Linked DNA regions of Homo sapiens: all the other regions are linked to region 3. A link is a contact called in ENCODE Hi-C or POLR2A ChIA-PET data. All regions are on one chromosome and are shown on one strand. Each heading gives the region's core, a stretch centred on a gene start or an enhancer-like site at or near the end of the contact. The rest is flanking DNA. Distances are from core to core; before and after follow the strand shown.

What was found. Hi-C counts contacts between places; a loop is a spot of excess contacts on that map. ChIA-PET counts read pairs that join two places held with the same protein, here RNA polymerase II (POLR2A). Pooled maps may share reads with other maps.
Region 1: a loop to region 3 is called in a pooled map, with 2.7 times the contacts of the local background. The contact joins two enhancer-like sites. A Hi-C loop is called at or near these places in 1 of 37 single-sample maps with no recorded cell type and 4 of 50 pooled maps. POLR2A ChIA-PET finds 5 or more read pairs at or near these places in 1 of 52 experiments (BJ).
Region 2: a map with no recorded cell type shows a loop between it and region 3 (5-fold over the local background). The contact joins two enhancer-like sites. A Hi-C loop is called at or near these places in 6 of 168 maps with a recorded cell type or tissue (Calu3, K562, MCF 10A and 3 more), 10 of 37 single-sample maps with no recorded cell type and 9 of 50 pooled maps. POLR2A ChIA-PET finds 5 or more read pairs at or near these places in 4 of 52 experiments (H1, MCF 10A, WTC11 and 1 more).

Annotation. Positions count from the first base shown.
Region 1 is chr1:244,233,048-244,235,752 of GRCh38, reverse strand. All of the region lies in intron 2 of LOC105373262 (a long non-coding RNA gene), which reads left to right. Among named protein-coding and RNA genes, the nearest start is that of SPMIP3, 120 kb to the left of the region's middle. Within about 2 kb of position 1,257, at least 2 of the 41 ENCODE cell types and tissues checked have a DNase peak (open chromatin) inside an H3K27ac peak, as active enhancers do.
Region 2 is chr1:244,408,367-244,411,066 of GRCh38, reverse strand. ADSS2 (adenylosuccinate synthase 2) reads left to right here. Exons shown (of 13, transcript NM_001126.5): 13 at 1,429-2,573. The coding sequence ends at 1,481. Among named protein-coding and RNA genes, the nearest start is that of ADSS2, 42 kb to the left of the region's middle. Within about 2 kb of position 1,251, at least 2 of the 41 ENCODE cell types and tissues checked have a DNase peak (open chromatin) inside an H3K27ac peak, as active enhancers do.
Region 3 is chr1:244,298,294-244,300,993 of GRCh38, reverse strand. All of the region lies in intron 1 of LOC105373262 (a long non-coding RNA gene), which reads left to right. Among named protein-coding and RNA genes, the nearest start is that of SPMIP3, 53 kb to the left of the region's middle. RefSeq lists an enhancer at 1,203-1,272. Within about 2 kb of position 1,378, at least 30 of the 41 ENCODE cell types and tissues checked have a DNase peak (open chromatin) inside an H3K27ac peak, as active enhancers do.

The DNA.
Region 1 (2,705 bases), core at 8-2,507, 65 kb after region 3:
TAGATGTGTGGATTCCCTTTCACCTACATGGGATAATATCATACAATTTATATAAACTGATTTCTTTGCTTGATACTATATTATGGGGGCATCTTTCTATGTGTGAATCTTTATTTTTTCTTTTTTTCTCTTTAGTAGCTTTTTTTTTTTTTTAAATAGAGAGAAGGTTTTGCCGTGTTGGCCAGGCTGGTCTCGAACTCCTGACCTCAGGTGACCCACTGGCCTTGGCCTCCCAAAGTGCAGGGATTACAGGCGTGAGTCACCGTGCCCAGCCCATTTTTAATAGCCTTTAATGGAACAGTAGTATGGCATTGTATGTGTGACCTAGTCAGTTTTCTATTGATAGATATTTAGGTTGTTTCCAACTTCTTGCTGTTAGATAAGGTTGGATGAGCAACTCCATGGGTGTGGCTTAGGAGGCTCTTGTCTCAGCTGAATCTTTAGTAATCTCTGGCATTCCCACTCAGGAAATCCCAAAGCACTAGTGGCCAATGGTCCCTGTCTCCATGCCTAGCCAGAAAACACTGTCTTCAAGGCCCCAGTTCTTCATGTCAATCAAATTGGTTCTATTCATGTGTGGGGAGGCAGACTTGTTTGCTTATTTTTGTTTTCCTAAAAAAATTCAGCAATGCTTTTATATCGTACTTGGCATCAATTATTTGCACCCCTCTAGAATCCATCCCTTCATTTTCTGATGATAACAATTCCTGAGGAATTACCCCTCTCCCATTGCATAGAGTCTTGGTGAACCTGGAAGTGGAGGTGGCGGGGCAGTCATTAAAACCCTGTGCGGTTGCCTGCAACAGCCAGCCTCCACTCCATTCCTTCCCTCTCCTGCCTCCTCCCTCACTGCACAGCCTCCAGGTCACAGGTTTGGAAGCTACTGGGGTTGGCAAGAAAGCAACTCATAAGACTGAGCCGTATTCAACAGAGAGACACCAGGAAACCTGGAGAAGTGGGTGTGTGTTATCTCGGGGACCTTAAATATTCCCTTTCCTTTGCTTTGGGGCACAAGAGGAACATAAGCATGAAATAACAAACTTCAATGCTATGTGGTTTTGTTCTTTAAAATGTCGTCTCTTTTTTTCCCATCATTGAACTTGTCAGGGAGGCTTCTCTTGGCTAAACCCCACTGCGCTGGGTCAGAGCATGCCTCACTATTATTAACCTGTTCGACAGCTGAGGACGCTGAAGCACCCAGAAGCTACGTGACCCACCCAGGATCAGGTGGCAGCAGCCAAGCGTCCTGGGACTCGCACTCTAATGGCAGGCACTGCGCTTGGCTCGGGCTGAGCTGTCCTGGGGCACGCAGCAGCAGCAGCAGCAGCCAGGAAGCCCAGCTCCTGTTACAGGATGAGGTCTCAAGCTGGGGGCTGCTCTTCTTTCTCAGGTGTCAGTGTTAAAACAGCCACAGAAAGAGCTGTAGAAGAGCCCTTGGTGATTTTGCTTTGGAGGGTGTCTGGTCACAGAGTCTGCAGATAGGCGACGGCACTTTCATTATGTCTGTCACCATCGTGGGGGGATTAGGAGGCCCTAGGGTAGGGGACTGAATAGTTCACTGTGGCCCTCCACTGACAACACTAGGTACTGAAGGGTATCAGTTGTTCAACCTCAATTCTAGGGACAGAGGGGGTGGCGGCAGGAAGGAAATGCACCCTATTGAATGTCTACTCCCAGCCAGGCTTCGTTTGGGGTGCCTTCCTGTAGATTGTTTCATGGACTCCTCATGTCAACGCTGAGAGCTCAATCAACAACTTCAGCTTCTCTCCTCCTCTTCCTCCTCCTCCTTTGGGTTGACGAAATCAGATCATCAGAGCTGCTAAGCAGAAAGTAGCCATTATAATATGATGGAGACAGAATTTTAACTCATGGATGTTTTGGGTCCAAAGTTAAGCTTTTCCCTGTTACTATCCCGGCCCTCAGTAGCACCTCGGGACAGGCAGAGTTTTGCCCCGAATCCCTCTGGAGTGAGAAGCCTTTCTGGAAGGAGCACTGCCGAGTCTCATAGACCCCGGTCTATGTCATAGACCCCTAGACACTGGCTTCTGCTCCCATCTGATGGGTCATCTGAGCAGAACAATGTCAAAAGTTGGTGTTTTCTCTGAAACTCTGAGTCTCCCTCCAGACTGCGGTTGGCTCAGGGCACCATTTTGGCTGCAATCCCGCAGAGTTTCATTTTCACTTTTTTATTGAAAAATCGAGATCTGGGGAATTAGAGCCTTTCCATATTGATTTTCCAGGGGCAAGTGAAAATTACATTCTGTACAGGACCAAGAAAGTGCCACCTTTTGTGGCAACAGGGCTGACGGTGGTGATGACGTGCAGGAAGGGGGACGATGGGGCAAACAGACATAGTTTCCATGTAATTTTTTTTCAAAGTGAAAAGGTAAAAAAACTAATTTGGGTTCGTATAAAATGACTTCTGGAATTACAATTTTATTTATTTATCTGTTTATTTGTTTTTATTTATTTATTTAGTTAGTTTGTTTGTTTGTTTGAGACAGGGTCTCACTCTCGTTACCCAGGCTGGAGTGCAGTGGTGCTATCTCAGCTCACCACAGCCTCTACTTCCTGGGCTCAGGTGATCCTCCCAGCTCAGCCTCCTGAGTAGCTGGGACTACAGGCGTGCGCTACCATGCCCGGCTAATTTTTTGTATTTTGTTAGTAGAGATGGGATTTCATGATGTGTTTTGTGTTTAGTTGAA
Region 2 (2,700 bases), core at 2-2,501, 110 kb before region 3:
GTATTTTTAGTAAGAGACGGGGTTTCACCATGTTGGCCAGGCTGGTCTCTCCTGACCTCTTGGTCTGCCCACCTCAGCCTCCCAAAGTGCTGGGATTACAGGCATGAGCCAGCATGCCCGGCCAACTGTCTTTTCTTTTAACTTGCCTATGTGCCTTTGAAATAGAATAAAGGAAAGATCATTGTTACTTTACAGAGTGCACATGATTTGCATAAATGCCCAGGAAGATACAAAGTAATATTTTTATTCCTTAAAGTAAATACGATGCTCATCTTTAAATAGAAGATAATAGATTACTTCTCACCCTTTCTGACCCTGTCTTTAATTCTTAGTCTGTTTTTTTTTTATCCTGTGACATTGTCTCATTCACTTCTCCCTCTTAATAACAAATCCTCATGTATCTCTACCACCACAAAAAATGTTGTGTGTTTTTGGGGGGTTAAAAATGGTTTATGGTTTGTTTGGGTTAAATTACCCTTGAGATTTGGAGTTTCCTGAATATACACTGGGAAATAATTGGTATAGAAAATGGGAAATCTCACTAGAAAAAAATGTAAGAAAAAATTTTTAAAAATAATTAAGCCTATTTATTAAAGAACAAATATAAGATGGCGAGGGAGTTAGGCATAACAACGTATGGCTGTATCTAGTTATGTGAAGTCATTCTTTTAACAGATGGCTTTTTCCTTGTATCGTTTTGTTGGCATTGATGGATATTTGAAACATAAGAAAAAGTGAAGTGTGTGGGATGTGTCCTCCGTGTAAAATCTCTTTTGCCTTGTGCTTCGTTTCCAGCATGATTCTTGTTTTCCAAATTACTAGTTGCCCCTCCCAGCATGATGTCAAATTTAGTAAGCATATTTGCTTACTGCTCTTGGTCAGCATTTTCTTGAAATATAAACAGCAGTGAGTCTAACAAAAATCTGTAAAATACCACGAAGGTTGATCCTAACAGTACCTTATGGAAGCTGGCAATTCTGCAAATAATCTGAAACCATGTGATGCAGATGATTCGATTTCCATAGACTCCTGTAGTGGGCAGTTTCTGAGGCTGTGCAAGTTAAAATCATATTCTCATCTAGATGTTGAAGATGCTTATCTTGGCCTGTTATCAGGAACTTGATCACCAACTTTCTGTAGGTCTCTGCTGGTGTTGGTCAATATTTTACTATCCTAAGTCATTAGGAAAGTGAAAATATTGCACAGTTAAAAAGGGAACAGTAAGGCATACTGTCCTGTGCTGGGTCTTATTTGTACATCCTGTTTAGAAATCGGCACAGTCTGCTAACAGAATAGAGAACAGCAAAAAGGCACATAGGGAAAAGTTATGGTGATACTGAGAAAAGTAGGGGACTACCTGTTTTAATCCCAACGAGTGAACATTAGAGATGAATTGATTCAATTCCTTTTCTCTTTGTATTCTCCTAGTTAAGTGGATTGGTGTTGGTAAATCCAGAGAATCTATGATTCAACTCTTTTAATGATTGCCAGTAATGCAAGAAACACTCCTTGAGAGGGAGGGGAAAAGACTTTCTTAAATATTTCATTTATGACCTGCAAATTCAAGAATAAAGACACTGAAGTAAGTTTGAAGCCCTACAGTTGTTTCCAGTCTTTTCAGATGGATGCCTACTGTGGAGATTAACTTTGGCATATTCCAGTGTCAGCTTTCTTTAGCTGGAATTGCCAAATCATTTGTTGCTCCTGCTGCTCTCATGGTGCCACGTTTTTTTTTTCAATGTTTAGTAATAGTATAATCCATGTTGTTTGATATCAAAAGTAGAATTACTTTTAATGTAGTTTTTCTTCATTATTGTCATTGCGTGTTCTTAAGTTTTACCCCTATTAGATGGTAAGAACAATTAATGCAGTTTTGCACAAATATTTTTACATTCTGATCATTCAGTTCTGTCATTGTAATCTTTGTTGTTAGAAACAAATGATGAAAACATAGGGGTTCTGTAAACTTTTGTAATGCTATGAATTCTGTTTAAATTTTGGGCTGTCTATTTTCTGCTGAAACCATGCAAAATTGAGCTTTGGTGGGGCTGGGAGGGGGTTATGTATTCATGGGACCTTTAATTTGTACAGAACACAGAACTTATTTCTGTCAGTTATTTAATACATTGAAAATTTAGTGAAATGTTCAAAGAGAATAGATGTTTCCCAAAACAACAATCTTTATGTTAAAAATAGTCATTAAAAGATCTGTTGTAATATATGGTGGATATTTTTCTTTAATTTCAAACATTACCTCTGAAATGTGTATCTTTTCTTTTTTATCTTACCATTAATTTTAAATCTAGTGGATTGGTTTTCAACATCGTGCCTGCCGATATGCCTACAGAATCATCTGTAAGTGTCAAAATGAACCCACGTTGTTAGCCATAATTTTGATTATGCCTTTATTTCTCCTTTCTTGAAAAAAAAAAGGTGTTATTTTGACAATTAGGCATAACATTGTTTTGTAGATTATCTTTTAATGAACTATTTTAAATGTTAAATTAGGTGCCACTTAAATTTATTTTATTACACCATGAATAGCTGATTAAAAGAACCAAATATTTCTAGTATGCTTTGCGTATTGTGTTTTTGTTCTACTAAGAGAGGTTAGTAATAGTATATAGGAAGGAGCTTTATCTCTGTAGTGTAATACTTAGTTCAAGAAAAATTCTCAAATAGGAGCAGTATCGTTAGACT
Region 3 (2,700 bases), core at 129-2,628:
CTTTTTTGAAAGAAGAAACAAATAACTTCGTATTACAGGAATTCCATACTTCAGTGTGTAATTAAGTGGATTCTGGCAGAAAGAATCTGGGATTCTGGAGTCTAATCCTTATTCTGAAAACCGCTTCATTTCAATTTCTAGTTTTCCTTGCTTGTTAATGCCTAGGTTGTGTTGTAAATCACAGGATCTTTAGGGAAAATAAAAAAGTACTGGAAAAACCTGGGCAGGCTAACAGGGCAGGCTCTGACTGCCATTGTCACCTGTGACACCCTGTCTCTAGTCTGGGAACACATTCTCTCTCTCTCTTTTTTTTTTTTTTTGAGATGGAGTCTCGCTGTCGCCCAGGCTGGAGTGCAGTGGCACAATCTCAGCTCACTGCAACCTCCACTTCCCGGGTTCAAGCAATTCTCCAGCCTCAGCCTCCTGAGTAGCTGGGACTACAGGTGCCCAACACCACGCCCGGCTAATTTTTGTATTTTTGGTAGAGACGGGGTTTCACCATGTTGGCCAGTCTGGTCTTGAATTTTTGGCCTCAGGTGATCTGCCCACCTCAGCCTCCCAAAGTGCTGGGAGTACAGGTGTGAGCCACCGTGCTAGGGACACATTCTCTTTCCTGTGTGGTGGTTTTCACTTGAAGCAAGAACCAGTTATCCCCCTTCTCCTGAGAAATGACAAGCCTGTATTTTGGCAAATATGTTGGTTTGCAAATCTGTTGCAAAACAGATTTCGGTGGTGGTGGTGGTGGGGTGGGCGCTCCCCAGCCCATCCTGGGAGGTTTTATTACAAAAATAACTAATTCAAGGACCTCCTTGTGGCTGGGCGCGCTGGCTCACGCCTGTAATCTCAGCACTTTGGGAGGCTGAGGCGGGCGGATCACGATGTCAGGAGATGGAGACCATCCTGGCTAACACGGTGAAAACACGTCTCTACTAAAAATACAAAAAATTAGCCAGGCGTGGTGGCGGGCGCCTGTAGTCCCAGCTACTCGGGAGGCTGAGGCAGGAGAATGGCGTGAACCCGGGAGGCGGAGCTTGCAGTGAGCCGAGGTCGCGCCCCTGCACTCCAGCCTGGGCCACAGAGCAAGACTCCGTCTCAAAAAGAAAAAAAAAAAAAAAAGAACCTCCTTGTAAGTCAGCCTCTCCCAAAGGAGGACATGGAGGGCCAGGCTAGTCCTAGAGTCTCTAGCAGGGCCACTTCCCTGAAGTTTTGTTCCTTGCTGGCTTAGCCCAAATAAACAGACCACTCTTCCTGTAGCGCTAAAAAGTCACTCGATGGCTTTCTGTTTCAGATTTGGTTTCAGAAGGGTTTTGTCAGCTTTCTGTAAACTGCGTCTGTAATTGAGGCCGGCCGCCTCCAGGTGGCACCAGTGTGCCGTCCCACGCTGAGTCTGCTCTGAGAATCAAGACGTTTCACTACCGCCCAATTCATTTGAGGAACTACTGCCAAGATGCATCTTCCTAACGATTTCTCTGCCCAGAGCCCTTCAGAGGCTTCCTGTTGTCTGCTAGATAAAGCCAAGCTATCAGTGCTCTCAGCCTGAGAGCAAGCTGAGATGCAGTCTTGTCTGAGTCTGCAGGGTGGTGGGAGAAGAGGCATGGGGCTTTTTGGTTGCAGTAGAGGGAGGAGATTGTTTGAGAAATGGGGGGAAAGAACTGAAACAACCAAAACAATGAGAGTGAAAAGGAACCACGACACCAGTGTCATGGACTTGTGTCTCTGCAGAGAAGCAGGGCATGTCGAAACTGCAAGCTTTTCGTTTCTCTCTCTCTCTCTCTCTCTGTCTCCTTTTTTGGAGTCTCGCTCTTGTTGCCCAGGCTGGAGTGCAGTGGTGCGAGCTCACCTCAATGCAACCTCCGCCTCCCGGCTTCAAACAATTCTCCTGCCTCAGCCTCCCGAGTAGCTGGGATTATAGGCGCCCGCCACCATGCCCGGCTAATTTTGTATTTTTAGCAGAGACAGGGTTTCACCATGTTGGTCAGGCTGGTCTCGAACTCCTGACCTCAGGTGATCCACCCGCCTCGGCCTCCCAAAGTTCTGGGATTACAGGTGTGAGCCACCACGCCCAGCCTAAAACTGCAAGCTTTTCACACAAGACCCAGGACTTACATTTTTTAGTGCTCACTAACACAAGTAATAAAATGTGACACAGAGGGAGGGAGGGAGGAGAGGGGCTTTCTCCTCTACCTTTACAAGAAACACAGTGAAACCGCTTTGCAAAAATTAGGTCAGTGAGAGAACTATGGCAGTGAGGGAGATCTGATCTAGCCAACCCTCATCTTGCCTTTAGCCTTCAAGTTGCCATTAATTGTTAATATTTCTGGGTGTAGGCCAAGCTAACTTTGAGAGTTAAATGATAATAGCCCTTTCCCCAAAGTCAGCTGCTTTTGTAAAAGTAATGAGAGACCACCAGGCTAGCAGGGTAGAGGAGCCTGAATTCTGCTAAGGTGTAGACATAAATGATTGCCAACCATTATTCTGCAGGTCATAAGATTTGCAACCTCCCAGATTACTCCTGCAGATAATATCACCGTTATAGAGCCTAAGATTGGCCTTTGGGATATCTTTTCAGTCTTTTTTTTTGATGTCTGACACTCATGCCTCCACCTAGACCCACTGACCCCTCCTGTGGCCCCACCCACAAAGGACTCAGGCACAGGAGGACCATTTCCCACACCCCTATGATTGCACCCCCAGCCAATC